Linked DNA regions of Homo sapiens: region 2 is linked to region 1. A link is a loop called in an ENCODE intact Hi-C map of the cell type or tissue named here. Cell type or tissue: transverse colon. All regions are shown on one strand. Each heading gives the region's core, and the rest is flanking DNA. Links, peaks and the distances in the headings are about the cores only.

What was found. Hi-C counts contacts between places; a loop is a spot of excess contacts. Peaks named below come from ENCODE experiments on the same cell type or tissue, not always from the same donor. Only the 100,000 strongest peaks of a DNase experiment are listed, where the experiment ranks them.
Region 2: a loop joins it to region 1, with 7 times the contacts of the local background. A loop is called at or near these places in 3 of 110 quality-filtered maps.

What each region holds. Positions count from the first base shown.
Region 1 is chr16:4,743,013-4,752,650 of GRCh38, reverse strand. DNAAF8 (dynein axonemal assembly factor 8) reads right to left here. Exons shown (of 10, transcript NM_139170.3): 5 at 9,491-9,608; 6 at 7,640-7,781; 7 at 6,139-6,276; 8 at 5,626-5,724; 9 at 5,017-5,308; 10 at 3,255-3,926. The coding sequence ends at 5,026. It overlaps ZNF500 (zinc finger protein 500), which reads left to right. Exons shown (of 6, transcript NM_021646.4): 6 at 1-4,412. The coding sequence ends at 275. Among named protein-coding and RNA genes, the nearest start is that of DNAAF8, 13 kb to the right of the region's middle. In transverse colon, for the core only: no CTCF peak of the experiment used is centred there; no DNase peak of the experiment used is centred there; H3K4me3 peaks cover 236 bases; H3K27ac peaks cover 744 bases.
Region 2 is chr16:5,037,289-5,046,926 of GRCh38, reverse strand. It overlaps C16orf89 (chromosome 16 open reading frame 89), which reads left to right. Exons shown (of 8, transcript NM_001098514.3): 8 at 2,449-2,805. The coding sequence ends at 2,579. It overlaps NAGPA-AS1 (NAGPA antisense RNA 1), which reads right to left. Exons shown (of 2, transcript NR_038913.1): 2 at 3,956-4,832. Among named protein-coding and RNA genes, the nearest start is that of NAGPA, 8.2 kb to the right of the region's middle. In transverse colon, for the core only: no CTCF peak of the experiment used is centred there; no DNase peak of the experiment used is centred there; H3K27me3 peaks cover 447 bases.

The DNA of each region.
Region 1 (9,638 bases), core at 736-8,735:
TCAGCCAGAGCTCCAGCCTGGTCATCCACCGCAGGACACACAGCGGGGAGCGGCCCTATGCCTGCACCCAGTGCGGGAAGCGCTTCAACAACAGCTCGCACTTCAGCGCCCACCGCCGGACGCACACAGGTGAGAAGCCCTACACCTGCCCGGCCTGTGGCCGGGGCTTCCGCCGGGGCACCGACCTGCACAAGCACCAGCGGACCCACATGGGGGCAGGCTCCTTGCCGACGCTCCAGCCGGTGGCTCCTGGAGGCCCCGGTGCCAAAGCCTGATCACCAGGCCTGAAACTCCCTTTCCAGGACTCTCATCCCTGGGCACAGAATTCAGGAAACTGCTAGACAGCCTGGTCCGAAAGCATTGCCAGCTGCCCGTTTCCTCCCATGGCCCAGTATGAGGCCAGCAGGGGACATTTGGGATGCCCAGGCCGCAGAGGAAGCTGGGCACTGGGTGCAGAACAAGGGCAAGGACAGGCTCTGAGTGTCCAGTGGCAGCCAGAACAGGTGACACAGAGCAGGGGCTTCAGCCACAGAGACACACTCAGGAGGCCAGAAGCCGACACTCAAGGTGTTCGTGGGGCTGGCTCCTGAAGGGCCTGGGAGGGTCCATCAGCTGCCTCCAGCATCCAGTGGCTGCTGGCATACAGCCTCATCCCCACGTCCCAACCCCTCTCCTGTGTGTCTGTGACCCTGTGCGCTGTCTCTGTGTGTACCCCCCACCTGCTCCCCCCCCCTTTTTTTTTTGAGACGGGGCCTTGCTGTGTCCCCCAGGCGGGAATACAGTGCCATGATCATAGCTCACTGCAGCCTCGAATCCCTGGGCTCAAGTGTTCCTCCTGCCTCATCCTCCTGAGTAGCTGGGGTTACAGGTGTGTGCCGCCATGCCCAGTCTCTTTTTTGGTAGGGCCACCACTCACTGGGTTTAGGGTCCCCCAATACACTGTGACCTCATCTTAACTAATTATATCATCAAAACCCGTGTTTCCAAATAAGGTCACATTCTGAGGTCTGGGTGCACATGAATTTGAGGGACCCCTCGTCTGCTGCAGGGAGCCCTGCTGTACCCCAGCCTTCCCAGGACGTGGTCTCCAGCTTCTTCATCCTGCCAGAGTTTCCAAATGGAGCCCGGGGCTCTGCAGCATTCCAGTCCCCTTTGCAGATCCATAGCTGCTCTGCAGGGCGGAAGACACCTGGGGCGGGAAAGCACCCCTGAGTTCCATCTTCCTGACATGTTGCCTGGGATGTGACGGGCCTGACATCTCCCCAGGGCCGGGGCCCAGGGCTGCGTTTGCTCCTGGCCCCTTAGTGTCTGGAATGTGGCCTTCCACGGTTGCCCCACTTTGTCTTTCTAAGGTAAGAAGCCTTCACCTTCCAGCTTTTGTCTGGCCTGTGCTGCGTGGGAGCCACTGGTCTGTGCACATCCACGGTGGGTGAGTGGCCAAGACAAGCAGTGTGATAGAGTCCTTGGTGGGTTTAGTCATCTCGGAAGTCGTAGGGCAGCTATGGAAACCACTGGGTTCTGGAACGTTCCAGCCAGGCAGTGGTTGTTCCTCATAGGTAGGTGGCCTTGGCCTTCATCCCAGCCTGGGATGCTCCATTGCATTTGTCACCTAGTCACTGTATATACGTGCACATTTGACCTTTTGGCACAGCCCAGGTTCCAGGTGCGTGACCTGCCCTTTTTCTCATTCCCTTAACTGACATTATTTAGTGTCAGAGGCCGAGCACAGTGGCTCCCACCTATAATCCTAGCACTTTGGGAGGCCAACGCGGGTGGATTGCTTGAGCCCAGGAGTTCAAGAGCAGCCTGGGCAATATAGAAAGACCTCTTCCCTACCAAAAAAAAAAAAAAAAAAAAAAAGCCAGGTGCAGTGGCTCACGCTTGTAATCCCAGCACTTTGGGAGGCCGAGGCAGGTGGATCACAAGGTCAGGAGATCGAGACCATCCTGGCCAACATGGTGAAACCCCATCTCTACTAAAAACACAAAAATTAGCTAGGCATGGTGGCGTGGCACGTGCCTGTAGTCCCAGCTACTCGGGAAGCTGAGGCAAGAGAATCACTTGAACCAGGGAGGCGGAGGTTGCAGTGAGCCGAGGTCGCACCGTTGTACTCCAGCCTGGTGATAGAACGAGACTCCACACAAAAAAAAAAAAAATTAGCCAGGCATGATGGGGTGTGCCTGTAGTCCCAGCTACTTGAGAGGCTGAGGCTGGAGGATCACTTGAGCCCAGGAAGTTGAGGCTGCAGTGAGCTGTGATTGTGCCACTGCACTCATCCTGGAAGACAGAGTGAGATCCTGTCTCAGATAAAATAAACAATTTTTTTTTTAAGTCATTGCTTCTGGCCCCTGTGTGCTCTGTCCTGTGTCTGCAGAATGGGGCTGCCTGGTTGAGGGACGGCTTTTACCTTCTAGACTAGCTCTGGGATCTCTCATGGGGCATGAGGTACCCAGCTAGATGTGGCCAGGCCACACTCCAGGAGCTAGCAAAGCACCCAGCGTTGCTGACACCCATCTCCCCAGCGCAGCCTGAGCCCCCAGGCCCCTCTCTCATATCCAGGCCTGTGCTGGAGGTGGCGGCCTCTGGGGGAGTGTGGTTGGGGTCTGCCCACTTCCCTCCCCCTGCCGAGGCTGTGGCCTCCCACTGGCTGCTGCTTGGCCCCATCTCATGGTCGCTGCCTGCTGCTTGGCCCCATCTCATGGGCGTCATCCTCAGCACTCACGTGATGGGAGAGTTTTGTAGGAGCTGTGAGTCCCAGGTGCCTGCGTGTGCTGTGATGTTATCTCATGCAGTCCAGTGAGGGGGGACTCCCATTAGTCTCCTTTTTTTGTTTTGTTTTGAGACACAGTCTCACTTCATTACCCAGGCTGGAGTGCAAGGCACGATCTTGGCTCACCACAACCTCCACCTCCCAGGTTCAAGTGATTCTCCTGCCTCAGCCTCCTGAGTAGCTGGGATTACAGGTGCGCACCACTACGCCTGGCTAATTTTTGTATTTTTAGTAGAGATGGGGTTTCTCCATGTTGGTCAGGCTGGTCTTGAACTCCCGACCTTGTGATCCACCCACCTCGGCCTCCCAAAGTGCTGGGATTACAGGCGTGAGCCACCGCGCCCGGCCATGATTCTCCTTCTGTGGGTGGAGGAACTGGGCACTGGGAGCGTGAAAACCTTGCCCAGGTGGCAGAGCCAGCTTTGGACGCAGGTCTGACTTCCTACCTCACTCCCCTTGCCTTGACAGACACAGTAATTCAGAGTTGAACTTGGAACAGAGTTTATTTTCCATCACTGTAAAACATTCTCAGTGAGGTTACTGGCATTAAAAAGGTGGGAGAAATGGAAGAAAATGGGGTTGAAGAAAAAAAAAGCCTTTGCTCTTGACAGCTAGGCAGCCACAGCGGAGGCCGCCAGGCTGCGAGGGCAGCGTATGGGGGCAGAGCCCGGTTCTGGCGGCACAGGCCCCGGAGTGGAGGGGGCAGGGGAGGGTCTCTGTAGGTGGGAGAGGGCCTGGGGGCTGGGAGGCAGCCTGGCCTTGTGCCCTACAGGAGGGACCTCCTGGGACTTTATGGAAGCCTGTCTTGCCTTTGACTTGCAATGAAAATGCCCCTCATCATTGGGAGTGGGGTCGGGTGGGGGTCCCCAGTGGCCAGATCACGTGGGGTCCAGAGAGCAGACATCTGTAGCCCTGATCTTGGCGGCCAGTGACCACGGCCAAGCAGGGCCTGTCTTTTGCCTGGTACAAGGCTTGATGAGAAGAGACCCCTGCCCATCCTCAGTGGCCTGGCAGCCAGGGGTGAACCCCAGGGGAAGCTGGGACACTGTCCCAAAGGCCCGGCGCCCTACTGTGCTGCCTGAGCCCGTGGCACCGTGGGGCCCAAGGTGGTGATGATTTCTCTGCTCTTCCCACGGGGCAGACAGCAGGACACATCCTGGAGACAAGGTTGGGGAGACAAACAGGTGCCCAGGTCAGGGCTGATCACAGCAGTTACAAAAGCATCCCGTGAAGACGGGGCTGCAAGACGGTGCTGGCAAAGGAACAGGACCCAGGAAGACCAGGCTTGTCCTGTGGAGGGGCCGGGTCTTGGCAGGGGGCAAGCAGATGTCCCCAGTTTTTGCTGGTGATCAACAAGTGAGGCCGCTGCTCCATTCTACACAGGACAGCATTTCCAGGGGTTTCCAGTATTCTGTCTAGATTCATAAAGGTCAAAGGCCTTGAGAATCTATGTGTGCCTTTCTATCTTAGGTAAAGAAGAGAAAGAGAAAGCAAATTCTCGTTACTCCTCTTTCAAAAAGTTCATTAAAAGCCAGGCTGGCAGCTCACAGTGCTATAATCCCAGCACTGTGGAAGGCCTAGGCAGGAGGATTGAGAGGAGTTCCAGACCAACCTGGGCAACACCGTGAGACCCCATCTCTACAAAAAAAAAAAAAAAAAAAATTAGCTGGACATGGTGGTGTGCACCTGTAGTCCCAGCTGCTGCGTCTCGAAAAGAGAAAAAACCACGTGTATTAGATCTGTGTGGGTAGGCATGTGTGTGTCGTGTGTTAATTTAGGTGCCCAAAATAGCAAGTATGCAGGAAGCCAGAAAATAAGGCTTAGGTCTCTTTCAACCCTAAAATCCTCTAAATACGTTTTACTTGGTTTTTAAAAAGACCTTATTGATGGAAATAATAGATGCCTGTTTAAAAAAATGCAGAACTGGAGAAAGATGAAGAGCCTCAGAGTCCCGCAGAGAGCAGCACCCCGTCCTCCTGCTGTCCCTGCCCATCTCCCTCAGAGGACCAGGCCCCTTTATCCCAAAGCTGTTGTCACAGGTTACATACAGATTTGTATCTGCATCCTTCCTCTAAGTTCATGCACCTGTGACTGAGCTCTAACAGGGTGGGCAACAGTCCAAAGTCTGAGGGTCCCTGCCTCTGGAATGCCCCTGCTAGTGGAAATGCAGGAACAACAAGGGGACACCGGGGCCCAGGGTCCATGGCAAGTCAGCCCGCCCCTGCCCACTCCTGGGATCCCACTACCTGAGGCAGCTATAGTTGCTCCAGAGGAGGCATCAGGGCCTCCCTGGCTGCCCCTGGCTCAGGAACATCCCCCAGGGCTCTGGGCCTGCCTCTTGGGAGTCGAGCCTGGGCGCTCTGCCCCTTGGCACAGAGCTTCATGTGTTGCTTCCTCCCAGTTCGTGATCCAGCTGTGTCTTCAGGGGCCTGAGCCCTCCCACCCGCGGGCCCCTTGCTGGCAGGCAGCTCGGGCTGGGCTGTCCCCTTCTGAAAGGCCCTGAGCTGCTGGAGAAGCTGGCTTTTCCCGGTACAGGTCCTGTGACACAATGAGACCAAATTCACTCAACCCCGTGGGGGCCGCCCCTCCCAGCCCTCCTTACTGAAACAGGAGAAAAGCAGATGAGCCCAGCTCCCATTTCAGAGCAAGAATGCAATTCAGGCAGCCCATCACTGCTGCCACTGCTGGGACCCAGTGGACGTGGGCAGGATGATGAAAGCTGTGCCGTCCCCCTCACCCTGTGCGGTGGGTGCAGCAAGACCTCACCACAGGCGGTAAATGTGCCAGGTGGAGGGCTTGCTGCAGAAAGCAGAGGTGGGACATCTGCAGGTGGCGAGAGGCCCCTGGGTGGTTACCGTAGCCCCAGGGAGGAAGGAGATGCCCCCTCTGCGTCTCCCAGAGCTGCCATCTCTTCCTCCTCCTCCTCCTCACTGTCAGAGGAGCTGTGGCTGGAGCTGCAGGGAGAGAAATGGGTTTCTGGATGTGCCCACTCCACCTGGTGTTCCAACTCTTGTTGGGGCTTGAAGCACTCGGGCTTTGCTGGTGACCCAATGCAAGAGGTCAGCAGCCACACTGGAGGCCGGTGGACGTCCTGCCAGGAGGTGAGGACAGGTGTGGGTGATGCCCTCCAGCCTAGACGTGTTGGGCTCTATTGCATAGAGCCCAGCCCGAGGAGGTGTGCCTCATGCCCCTCTTCCCTCCCTGCAGGGACCCAGGGGGACTGTAGGCCAGCACTTTTCAATTGAGAATTGATCCAAGCCTTTTGAAGTCCCTGTTCCTCCCCATCAGGATCCACCAGAGGCTCTGTGCGGTCAACAGGCAACTCTGCAAAGTAGAGGCTGGTATGGGGTAGTCACTGCCCTCCGGACCTTTCTGGGGACAGGTGGTCTGGTAGCTCCATCTGCCGCAGGTCAATAAAGATGGTGGGGGACTCTGCGTTAAGCCTCATGCCCTGGGCCAGCTGCGGGCCTGGCCCAGCCTGGGAGCCCTGCTTCCTTGAGGCACATCTGAAATGAGAAAAGCAGGTGTTGTGGAGTCAGTTCTCTGTGATAACTCTGTGACCTGCGCTGGGTTTGTCCAGTCACAGTGCTCGTGGCTGCCACCCAGTGAGTGCCCACTCTCTACAGACGGGCACATTAAACACATTTGCTCTTTTACTCTTCAGAACAGCATGCGAGATTTAGGCCACCACTGGCCAACAGAACGTCCCTCATGATGGACATGCTCTCTATCTGTGGTAAGTGTAGCCACTTGGCACAAGTGGCTAAGTTTACATTTAAGCCAGTTTAAATCCAATGCATAAAACATTCAGTTCCTCAGTCACATTCACCACGTTAGGTGTTTAGTAGCCACACACGGCTAATGGCTGCCATGGTTAACACTGCAGTTCTCTCCATTTCTTTTTCTTTTTCTTTTTTTTTTTTTTTTTGAGACAGAGTCTTGCTCTGTCGCCCAGGCTGGACTGCAGTGGCATGATCTTGGTCACTGCAACCTCCGCCTCCTGGGTTCAAGAGATTTCTCCTGCCTCAGCCTCCCAAGTAGCTGGGATTACAGGCATGCACCAACATGCCTGGAAAATTTTTTTGTGTTTTTAGTAGAGATGGGGTTTCACCATGTTGGCCAGGCTGGTCTCGAACTCCTGACATCAGGTGATCTGCCTGCCTCGGCCTTCCAAAGTGCCGGGATTATAGGCATGAGCCACCGCGCCCAGCCAGGTGTAGCCACTTCTGTTAGGTACTTTTGGTTTCCAGACACAGAAACCCACTGCTGGTCAGGTGAAAAGGGATTCACTGGTTCTCAGATTCCTCAAGTGCGGAGCAACCAAAGTGTGGGGAGGGCAGGCATATAGAGGGGCCTTACGGGACCCTGGGGCCCTGCCTCCACCTCTGCCTCTCCCAGCTTCACTGCAGCTTGCCTTTCTCCCTGTGGCAGGACAGGTGGCTGTTGCCCTTCCACCCCTACACAGAGACACAGAGATTGAAAAATCCCGCAGCTGGGGTCACATGCCCAGAGCTGGACCAATCAGCTGTGGCCAGAGGGGCAGGGTCACATGATAACCTTCCTACTCTCAGGGAGGCCTCATGGCCTCCCATTGAAAGGAGGGTTCCCGTTGGGTTTGGGGAAAGAGCAGGTACTTGAGGGCTTGAGTCCCAGCCCTGCCATTTATGGCCAGAGAGAGTCAACCTCTCTGAGCCTTGGTTTCCCCATCTCTAAAATGGGGATGACTGGAGCGACTGCCTGATCAGATGCTTGAGAGTGACTGAGAAAATGCACATGGAGTGCCCCGCCCTTGGTAGGCCCAGTCAGTGCTACAAAACCATGGGGCCATTCTAAAGGACCACAGGAGCCGGGCCTGGCTACAAGTCCCACCTGCTTCCTGAATCTGCCTCTTTGGTGTCCTGGGGAGTGTCGGCAGGCACCTTCCGGGCACAAGCAGAGGCCTTGGACTGCGTGGTGCACAGGAGGGCCAGCTGTTCCATGAGCCTGTTGTGGGCGCTCGGCACCATGCGGTCTGAGGATGGCCAAAGGAGAGGCTGATTAGTGGGGACTTGGCCCACTTGTGACTTACAGCAGCTGGAGCCTCAGGACCCCTGGGGTCTCCACATGTGAATGGACCTCAGGCTCCTCCACTGCCCCCGCCCAGCCCTCTCCCTACTCAGCCCTCTGAGGACTCCACCTCTAGCTCAGCAGGGCTGAGGGGGGCAGAATCTTTATGAGCAGGGCCTGTGGCACAAGGGCTTGGTGAAGTAGGAGTGACGTATTTTTAAGTTTATCCCACTTCCTCACACCCCGGTCCCACTTGTCACAGGTGATCATAATGAACAGTTCTGTGTGTTGACTTAAAAAAAAAATAGGGTCATCCTCTATAGGTTTTTTTTCAACTTCACTTTTTTCACTTTGTATATTACATGCTTCCACGTTAACCTACGGAGATCCCCTCATCGAGCCGCAGTGTATTCTGTGCTAAAACGATCTAGCTGGACTCCTCCTGAATATGGGTTGTTTCCAGCTTTTCAGATTTTTAAACAACACTGCAGCAAACAGCTCTGAACACACATCTTTACCTACTAGAGTCAGAGTGTAAGACAGATTTTCTAATTGCAATAGCTTGATTAAAGGGTTATGTGCCTTTAAAACAGAGAATACATTCGGCCAAGCGCGGTGGCTCACGCCTGTAATCCCAGCACTTTGGGAGGCTGAGGCAGGCGGATCCTGAGGTCAGGAGTTCGAGACCAGCCTGGCTAACATGGTGAAATCCCGTTTCTACTAAAAATACAAAAAAAATTAGCCAGGCGTGGTGGCACGTGCCTGTAATCCCAGCAACTCAGGAGGCTGAGGCAGGAGAATCGCTTGAACCCGGGAGGTGGAGGTTGCAGTGAACCGAGATCGTGCCATTGCACTCCAGTTTGGGCAACAAGAGTGAAACTCTGTCTCAAAAAAAAAAAAAAAAAAAAAAAAGAATACATTCTGCCCTACTCCCCTCCACAAAGGGAGTGCCAGTTACACACACACATACACATGCACACACATGTCCTCCAGAATGGTTGGCTCTCTACCTCCTGCTTTATGGGATTTGAATTACAAACCAACAAAATGTATTTAACATAACACGGGCTGTCAGTCACAGGGGAGTCTTTGCTTTGGGACCAGAGGCGGAAGCGCCGCACCTGCCCTGGCTCCTCTGCCTCAGACCTGCCTCCCCTCGCCTTTGTGGCCCGAGTGGATAGGGAGGGGTTGGAGAACTTTCATTTTATTTGCAGGACTTCCCAGAGCAAAGCCATGAGTGTAGTGACAGTGGTGACATCCTTTGCCTCCCTTTTTAAATGGGGAGGCCAGGGGAAGCGGGAGCGTGCTTAGGAGCTGACTGCGCACAGAAGGTGGGGCTTCCTTCCCCCAGGAAGGAGGAGGAGGGAGAAGGAAGGCAGGCTGGCCCAGGGAGGTGGGGAAGAGGAGGTATGGGTCATGGGGTGGGGTGCGGAGGCCTCTCCTTTGTCCCTAGGACCTGGCCCACGCCTGGCACGTAGCAGGCGGTCACATATATGTTGAATGAATGAAGTCTTTTGGGGACTGGCAGCATGAGTGTTTAGGGCGGGGCCAGCAGGGAAGACTTGTGTGGGCTGCAGGACTGTCTGTGACCAGCCTGCAGCCCTCTGTGTCTGAGGGGCCCAGGAAGGTGCTGCTTGTGGGGATTCACGTGGGCTCCAGTGTTCAAGGTCAGACCTTGAACTTGGCGGTGGTCAGCTGCCCACCACACAGTTCCAGGTGCACGATTTCCCTGGTTGTCTTCTTGTCCCGCCAGACTCTGAAGGATGTCATCCAAATCCCACGCTTCAAGTTGCTGAAATCATTAAAACCAGTGATTATGAGG
Region 2 (9,638 bases), core at 1,142-9,141, 290 kb before region 1:
CCAGTTTACACCTGTTGTCTTGGAGCCATTATGAATAGTGCCCTCTTTCCTCCAAAGTGTCCTGGTTGCGACAATAAACTGTATGGTCAGTTGGCCAATGTAAAGAAAGTGAGAACAGGATATAAGTATATTGGGATGGGAAGAAAGGCAAGAAATAACGTAGAAGAAAGTCAAGAAATAACGTAGAAGAAAGGGAAGGAGGGGGACACAGGAAGGGAGGAACCAAGAAGAAAGAGAGGACTTTGATTTCAATTTTTCATTAATAAAAAATAAATAGGACAGCCACAGTGGCTCATGCCTGTAATCCTAGCACTTTGGGAGGCTAAGGCGGGTGGAACACCTGAGGTCAGAAGTTTGAGACCAGCCTGGCCAACATGGTGAAACCCCATCTCTACTAAAAATGCAAAAATTAGCCAGGCGTGGTGGTGCATGCCTGTAATCCCGCTACCTGGAAGGCTGAGACAGGAGATCTGCTTGAACCCAGGAGACAGAGGTTGCAGTGAGCTGAGATTGTGCCACTGCACTCCAGCCTGGGTGACAGAGTGAGACTGTGTCTCAAAAATAATTATAATAAAATAAAATAAAATAAAATAAAAAATAAATAAGTGCAGGCAAAAACAGGAAGGGATATGGAATAGCCAGCTCACAGAGTGGATGTCCAACATATGTGGGTATATGATTCCAGTAACTAAACATCTCTCCATCAACCCCACTGTGGCCTCATCATCCACCTACAGGTGGACAGGAGAGAGTGAAAGCAGAAATCCAGTGAGTCAGTTTCGTAGCTGCCACCAAAAGTCACGCAGGAGAAGGGAGAGAAGTTCCCAGGAGACTTCCAGAGGTCCTACCCTAGCTAGGCCTTTATGACACAGAGGGGCTGGGGCTGCCTATGGCTAGGGTGGTAGGGGCCTGCTGTGTACTACCTGGTCAGCTGCCCGTCCCCAGAGCCCAACACGAGGACTGTCCTAGGGACTGGAGCGGAAGCCACAGAAATTCCAGAGCCCAAGGCCTTTCCTGGAACACCTCCAGGTTGACCAGCAGCCTAGAAAACTGCCCAGGAGGGGTGTGCTGATTCTTGCACTTATGACACAAGCCCACGGAGCAGGAGGCAGCTGGTGTAGAGATTAGGAGCACAGGGTTTGAGGTCAGGTTGTGTGGGTTCGAGTCCCGCTTCTGCCTCTAACTTGCTGCGAAAGTCACACAACCTCACTGAGCCTCATTTTCCTCATCTGTAAAATGGGCACCAAACTGTTGGGGGCTAACAACTGATCATCGTGCAAAGCCCTCCCCATTGTATTTGGCATACAGTAGGCCACTGAGAGGCATGAGCTGCCAGGGTTAGTCATTCGGCACCTTGAAATCTGCATTCTCCCTCCCTTCAACGGACCTGGCTGGGGTCCCCTCCCCTTCCCAAAGTCTCTGGGTAGGGAGGAAAGAATTCCTGGCTCCCTTCCACAAGCAGACAGATTGTGAGACTAGAGGCGTGCAGCCCACTTTGAGCTCAAAGAACTAACTACACCTAAGGGTTATTATCTCAGGCAAGTGCTCAGGCCTGAGACTCTGACTCCATGAGCCATGAGGTCACACGGGACCAGGCAGACCAGAGGCAACTAAGAGGAAGGCCACTGGGGTCAGGAAATGAGCTGTGGAGTCACCAGGGCCAGGGGCTCAGCTCGGCTACCCAAGCCTCAGTTTCCCCATCTCAGAAGGTCTTACACAGGACCTGGGACAGGACTCCGGTGCGTGGGTTTATTGAGGTACGTAAGTCAGGGAAGCAGGCTAAGCCAGGCAGGAGCTGGACAGGATGCGGCCTCAGGCCAGATCCCCCCGCAGGGGTGGGAGGGGAATGCCTTGGAGCATAAATTGCACCAGAGTCATCCCCCTGGGCCAAGGTGGCCAGGCTTTTGTATCCCTGTATTGGTAAGTTATTTGGGAGGGACATACCTCCCAGAGAAGGGAGCCCTTAGCAGCTGGCGGAAGAGCACCCGGCCCAGCAAAAGGGGCCTAAGGGAGCACCGAAGCACCCACTCAGCGTCTTGCAAGTTGCCTGGAATGACATCTGAAAAGCACTTTTTTTTTTTTTGAGACAGATTCTCGCTCTGTTGCTCAGGCTGGAGTACAGTGGCGCAATCTCGGCTCACTGCAACCTTTGCCTCCTGGGTTCAAGCAATTCTCTTGCCTCATCCTCCCGAGTAGCTGGGACTACAGGAGCGTGCCACCATACCTGGCTAATTTTTATATTTTTTTAGTAGAGACAGGGTTTCATCATGTTGCTCATGCTGGTCTCGAACTCCTGATCTCAAGAGATCCGCCCACCTCAGGCTCCCAAAGTGTGGGATTATAGGTGTGAGCCACCGCGTCTGGCTGAAAAGCACTTTCAATGAGACTGTGTTGAATAAAGGGCCAAGGTTCTTGCCACCCAGCACTCATGGGGGCTCTCTCCCCTAGATGGCTGCTCCTCCCACAACACAGCCACAGCAGTGGCAGCCCTGGGTGGCTTCCTATACATCCTGGCAGAATACCCCCCAGCAAACAGAGAGCCACACCCATCCACACCGCCACCACCAAGCAGCCGCTGAGACGGACGGTTCCATGCCAGCTGCCTGGAGGAGGAACAGACCCCTTTAGTCCTCATCCCTTAGATCCTGGAGGGCACGGATCACATCCTGGGAAGAAGGCATCTGGAGGATAAGCAAAGCCACCCCGACACCCAATCTTGGAAGCCCTGAGTAGGCAAGGCCAGGGTAGGTGGGGGCCGGGAGGGACCCAGGTGTGAACGGATGAATAAAGTTCAACTGCAACTGACCCAGGGTTGAGTCTTGTTTCTCAGCTTTGAGGACAACCTTGGACAACCTCTTGGTCTGTTTCAACTCTCCAATCCCACTCAACACAAATTCTTTTTTCTTTTTTCCTTTTTTTTTTTTTTTAATTAATAGATGAGGTCCTGCTCTGTCACCTAGGCTCACTGCAGCCTCAAACTCCTGGGCTCAAGCAATCTTCCCATCTCACCTCCTGAGTAGCTGGGACAACAGGTGTATGCCACCATGCCAAGCTAACTTTTAAATTTTTTGTAGAGATGGGATCTCACTACATGGACTTGGCTGGTCTCGAACTCCCGGCCTCAAGTGATCCTCTTGCCTTGTCCTCCCAAAGTGCTGGGATTACAGGCATGAGCCACTGCACCCAGCCACAAATTCTAAAAAGACCCATAAACTGATATCTTAAAGGCTATTTGTTCAGGTACCAAATATAGTATCTTTCCCAGTGGGAGAAGGAAGGGTCTTGGAAAAAATAGTTCAGGTCATGAGCCAGAACTCAACAGATAACCCTGAAAGGCAGCACATACTCATTTTTACATCCTGAGCACAAAACTCTGCTGTATCATTACATTGCATCACATGGCCATCATGTCATTTTACAAAACACAGTATAGCATAGCGGTTGATGGTGTGGTTCTGTGGCCAGGCTGCCTGAATTCAAGTCCTAGCTGTCTGTGTCCTTGAGCAGTCACCAACTTCTCTGGGACTCAGTTTTCTCATCAGTAAAATTGCGATAATAATAACCCCTACCTTGGAAGGGCACAGTGGCCCGCCCCTATAATCCCAGCACTTTGGGAGGCTGAGGTGGGAGGATCGCTTGGATTCAGAAGTTCGAGACCAGCCTGGGCAACATAACGAGACACCTCCCCACCAACCCTCACTGGGTGCAGTAGTGAACACCTGTAGTCCCAGCTACTCGGGAGGCTCACTTGAGGAGGGAGGATCACTTGAGCCCAGGAGTTCAAGGCTGCAGTGAGGTATGATTGCACCACTGCACTCCAGCCTGGGTAACAGAGTGGGAGTCAAAAAAAAAACAAAACCCAGCCCCTACCTCAATGTTACCTCCACTGCTGTGAGTATTGTGTTTCTAGAATACTGGAAATGGTGCCCGTAACATACTAAGTGCCAAGTAAACGTTACCTGCTGCCTCAAGTGATGACGTCCCATTAAGTGGGGGCTCCTCCGGAAGCTGCCAGAAGAGGCCGCTGCCTTGTCATCGGTTCTCTGGTTCCCAGCTTACAGCTCTTCCCTCGAGCTCTGACTCAGTGTGACTATATCTGAATGTGTTCCCTGGAGCTCTGACACTAATTTAGCAATAAAACCTTCTGGGACATTATGATGGGTTCTGGTGCTGTCTGTGGTGCTGATGACAGCCTGCACGCATTGGACTTTGGGGTAGAAAAACCAGCTGAAAACCCGGTCCCGGGGCTGCAAACCTCTTTACACGCATTGTCCTGCTTTGCCTCAAGGTGGAAAATCGCCACGGATCATCCTCATGTGGCAACTCAGTCATATGTGAGCATCCGAATGAAAATATCCTTGGCTGCTTCTGTGCCCAGCTGAGCAGCCCAGGTGGGTGGTGGGGCGCATGGTTCTTCTCGATCTTTCCTTTAGGAGGTAGGTTTCCCTTGACCTGATCCTCTGCTGCGGTCCTCTGAATGCCTTCCCATGATTGCTCTTAACTTGTCAGGCCTCGAGGAACATCCCTGGATTCTGCTGACAAGTTTGACTTGCTATCTGCAAGTTGCTGTTTTCTTGGGGGAACCAAGGGCCAGAATGTCATATCCACCCAGCAGTCTGTGAGCTTTAAGGATTTCTTTCACATTGTCTTGCAAACAAAAGTTTTCCCAAACAGGCACACCATCTTGAGAGAAGTCAGCCGCACATAAACAAATTGGGGGGATTATGCTCCACCTCTGTGCTTCCTGAATTGGGGATGGAGTCCTCACTGGAGCCTGACACTGGTTCATTTCAGAAGGCTTCAGTTACCAAACCAGGGAGAGGGTGAAATGACTGTGGAGGAAAGCGGAGCGTATGAGTCACTTTCAAGGAAAGGCAATCCTTGGCTCATGCCTATAATCCCAGCACTCCTGAACGGTGAGACCATACATTTCTGTGGTTTAAGCCTCCCAGTTGATGGCACCTTGCTACAGCAGCCCCAGAAACTAATGCAGCACCTGCCTCAAGGAGCTGTTCCTAGTCTCAGCAACAAGGTCCCTGCAGCCCAACCACACCCGTGGGGAAGCAGATGACCCGTCCTGATGACCTGGTTCACAGCCTGATCCTCTATTTAAAGGATCGATGTGAAACCGAAAATTAAAAAAAACGTTCTCAAGGTGGGCGGATCTCTTGAGGTCAGAAGTTCAAGACCAGCCTGGCTAACATGGTGAAACCCCATCTCTACTGAAAATACAAAAATTAGCCATGCGTGGTGGCTCTCGCCTGTAATCCCAGCTACTAGGGAAACTGAAGCAGGAGAATCGCTTGCACCTGGGAGGCAGAGACTGCCGTGAGGGAAGATCATGCCACTGCACTCCAGCCTGGGTGACAGAGCAAGACTCCATCTCAAAAAAGCAAAAACAAACAAACACAAAAAGAACTTTCTCAGTGGCATGCCACAGCCCAACTGTAGCCCAAAAACTCCCTGGAATTTATCCACTCAGCACACACATCCAGCCCACATGGAGTTCACGTCCCTTGCAAGGCTCTCCTATCTTTCTGAATACTTTTCCCCTGACATCCACGTGGCTCACACTCCACTTTGCCCCAGTCTCTGCTCAAATGCCCTCTCATATGACCAGGCGCAGTGGCTCATGCCTAGAATCCCAGCACTTTGGGAGACCGAGGTGGGCGGATTGCCTGAGCTCAGGATTCGGAGACCTGCCTGGGCAACATGAGAAAAATCCATCTCCACAAAAAAACACAAAAATCAGCTGGGCATGGTGACCCGTGCCTGTGGTCCCAGCTACTTGGGAGGCTGAGGCAGGAGGATCACTTGAGACTTGGGAGATTGAGGCTGCAGTGAGCTATGATCATGCCATTGCATCCCAGCCTGGGTGACAGTGCGAGAACTTGTCTCAAAAGAAAAAAAGAGGGAACCCTCCAAAGGGCTTGAAACAAAACTCGAGGTCAAGACAAGGAGCACCCACAAATGAGTCAATGGTTCTCCTCGTTGGAGCAGAACAGCTCCTGACAGCCTCCTGTTCAAGTAGCACAGAGAGCAGAAAAACCAGTCACAGGCAGATTGTTTGGAGCGGGTGGGAGGAAGACAGGGAGGAAAGGAGGCTTGGGACTTGGAGTTAAATGAGAGAGGGATGGAAAAGCAGGTTCCCCCGGCACAAACCCCACCTCAGGGCTTCATCAAGGCCTTCTTTCCCTGCCCCCCAAATACACACCCCGAGAGAGAGGCCCTCATTGGTGGAAGCACCCAGCCCACGGTGGCTCTATGTGCCCCTGCCACAATCCTTGGTCAAAAGTGCATTCCTTCCGGCTCCCGGCTCAAGGTATAAAATCCTACTGTAAACAAGTAATTCCATTAAGTCATCATGTTCTTAAAGTTTTTCCTTTTTTTTTTTGAGACAGGATCTGACTCTGTCACCCACGCTGGAGTGCAGTAGCATAATCTCAGATCACTACAACCGCCACCTCCTGGGTTCAAGCGGTTCTCCTGCCTCAGCCTCTTGAGTAGCTAGGATTACAGGCACGTGCCACCACACCCGGCTAATTTTTGTATTTTTAGTAGAGACAGTGTTTCCCCATGTTGGCCAGGCTGGTCTCGAACTCCTGACCTCAGGTGATCCACCCGCCTTGGCGTCCCAAAGAGCCGAGATTATAGGCATGAACCAGCATGCCTGGCCCTTTTTTTTTTTTTTTTTTTTTTAAAGAGACGGGGGTCTTGGTGTGTTGCCCAGGCTGGCCTGGAACTCCTGGGCTCAAGCAATCCTCCTGCCTCTGCTGGGATTACAGCCATGAGCCACCATGCCTGGTTGAAAGTGTTTCCTCTTAAGATGTAAATATACACAGGAAACGGAATGAGTTAAGACTTTCTCCATCATGTAGCTTTAGTGTGAAGGAGTTGTGAGAACAGTATCTGCAGAACTGTTGCTTGGAATGAGGTCTGAGAGAGCAAGAGAGGGCGGGGAAGGGATTGGTGAGAGCTGGGGCGAGTTCAAGCCACCCTTTCATGACTGCTTCCCCACTCCCATCTCTCAGTGGCTAAGCTTCTGCCCCCTCACCCACCAGAGCCAGGAAGACTGACTTGGGCAATGTCCCACCAGTATCCTTGCTTTTTCTGGGTCTTCACCTATTCTCTTTCTTTCTCATTTTTTATTTCCATAGATTTTTGGGGAATAGGTGGTATTTGGTTACGTGAGTGGTGATTTGAGAGATTTTGGTACACCCAGGACCTGAGCAGTATACACTGAAACCAATTTATAGTCTTTTATCCCTCACCTCCTTCCCATTCTTCCCCACCCGAGTTCCCAAATTCCACTGTAACTTTTTTTTTTTTTTTGAGGCTGGAGTGCAGTGGTGGTGCGATCTCGGCTCACCGCAACCTCCGCCTGCTGGGTTCAAGCAATTCTTGTGCCTCAGCCTCCTGAGTAGCTGGAATTACAGGCACGCGCCACCACACCCGGCTAATTTTGGGGGTTTTTTTGTTTGTTTGTTTATTTGAAACAGAGTCTTGCTCTGTCCCCCAGGCTGAAGTGCAGTGGTGCGATCTGGGCTCACTGCAACCTCCGCCTCCCGGCTTCAAGCAATTCTCCTGCCTCAGCCTCCTGAGTAGCTGTGACTACAGGTGCACACCGCCACGCCTGGCTAATTTTTTGTGCTTTAGCAGAGATGGGGTTTCACCGTGCTTCCCAGACTGGTCTCGAACTCCTGAGCTCAGTCAATCCACCCAACTGAGCCTCCCGAAGTGCTGGGATTACAGGTATGTGCCACTGCACCTGGCCTAATTTTTGTATTTTTAATAGACACGGGGTTTCACCATGTTGACCAGGCCAATCTCAAACTCCTGACTTCAGGTGATCCACCCACCTCAGCTTCCCAAAATGCTAGGATTACAAGTGGGAGCCACCGCGCCTGGCCCCATTGTATCATTCTTATGCCTTTGCATCCTCACAGTTTGGCTCCCACTTATGAGTGAGAACGTGTGATGTCTGGTCTCCCATTCCTGAGTCACTTCACTTAGAATAATAGTCTCCAATCCCATCCAGGTGGCTGCGAATGCCATTCATTCATTTCTTTTTATGGCTGAGTAGTATTCCATCATATATATATGATGTTTATCCACTCATTGATTGGCATTTGGGCTGGTTCCACATTTTTGCAATTGCGAATCTGCCCCCACCCCCAATCTGGTTAAATTGGATTTGTCCTTTAAGATTCCCCGTGATTGGCTGGGGGCAGTGGCTCACACCTGTAATCCCAGCACTTTGGGAGGCCGAGGCAGGCAGATCACGAGGTCAAGAGATTGAGACCATCCTGGCCAACCAACATGGTGAAACCCCTTCTCTACTAAAATACAAAAATTAGCCGGGCGTAGTGGCACACACCTGTAGTCCCAGCTACTTGGCAGACTGAGGCAGGAGAATGGCATGAACCTGGGAGGCGGAGCTTGCAGTGAGCTGAGATGGCGCCACTGCACTCCAACCTGGGCGGCAGAGCGAGACTCCGTCTCAAAAAAAAAAAAAGATTCCCCAAGGTTGTCCCTTGTTCTGTGAAGCCTCCTCCCCTCCTCACACCTACTTGCCCATCTCATTCCCTACACTGCTCTGTGGCAGCTCACTCTGGCTTCGTTTGTGTGCTTGTCAACTCTATTTTCAGATTGTGAATGACTTTAGGGCACAGACGATGTCTTGCTCCTCTTCAGGTGCCTGGCTCCTACTATACAGCCTGGAACATAGAAATGTTTAAAAAATATTTGCTGAATTAAATAGAAAAAATGAAGAAAAAGAAAAAAGAGGCACCTGGAGATGTTTTGTCCAGGTCTTAGCTGGTGGAAGGGACCTTGGGCTGTGAGCGTGCTTGAGTCTGGTCTGCCCAGCTGGCAGCCCCCACACCACCCTGCAAGTCCACATGGGATGAGGGGCACCCCTAATGTACCCAACTGGACGTGGGGGCCACCTACCAGACACGCAGCCTATGACAGAATCTCCTGCCCCTCAGAACCTCAACGCCAGTTTCTGGGATGCTGTTAATGCCCTCCCAGCCCTTTACACAACAGATACTATACACAGCACGGACAGAAGAAATTGATCCTTTGACGTTTCCATTTCCTAAGAGTTTTACAAAAATGACTTTCGGGCCGGGCACAGTGGCTCACGCCTATAATCCTAACACTTTGGGAGGCCAACGGGGGTGGATCACTTGAGGTCAGGAGTTCAAGACCAGCCTGGCCAATATGGTGAAACCCTGTGTCTATTAAAAATACAAAAATTAGCCGGGCGTGTTGGCACACCCCGGTAATCCCAGCTACTCAGGAGGCTGAGGCAGGAGAATCGCTTGAACCTGGGAGGCTGAGGTTGCAGTGAGCCAAGATCAGGCCATTTCAATCTACACTCGAGCTTAGGCAACAGAGTGAGACTCCATCTAAAAATAAATAAATAAACTAGCCTGGTGTGGTAGTACACACCTGTAGTCCCAGCTACTCAGGAGGCTGAGGTGGGAGGACTGCTTGAGCCCAAGAAGTCGAGGCTGCAGTGAGCGATGATTGCACCACTGTACTCCAGTCTGGGCAACAGAATGGGATCCTGTCTCTAAATAATAATAGAATTACATAACAAAACTTTTTTGGGTGATAAAAAAAATCCTAAA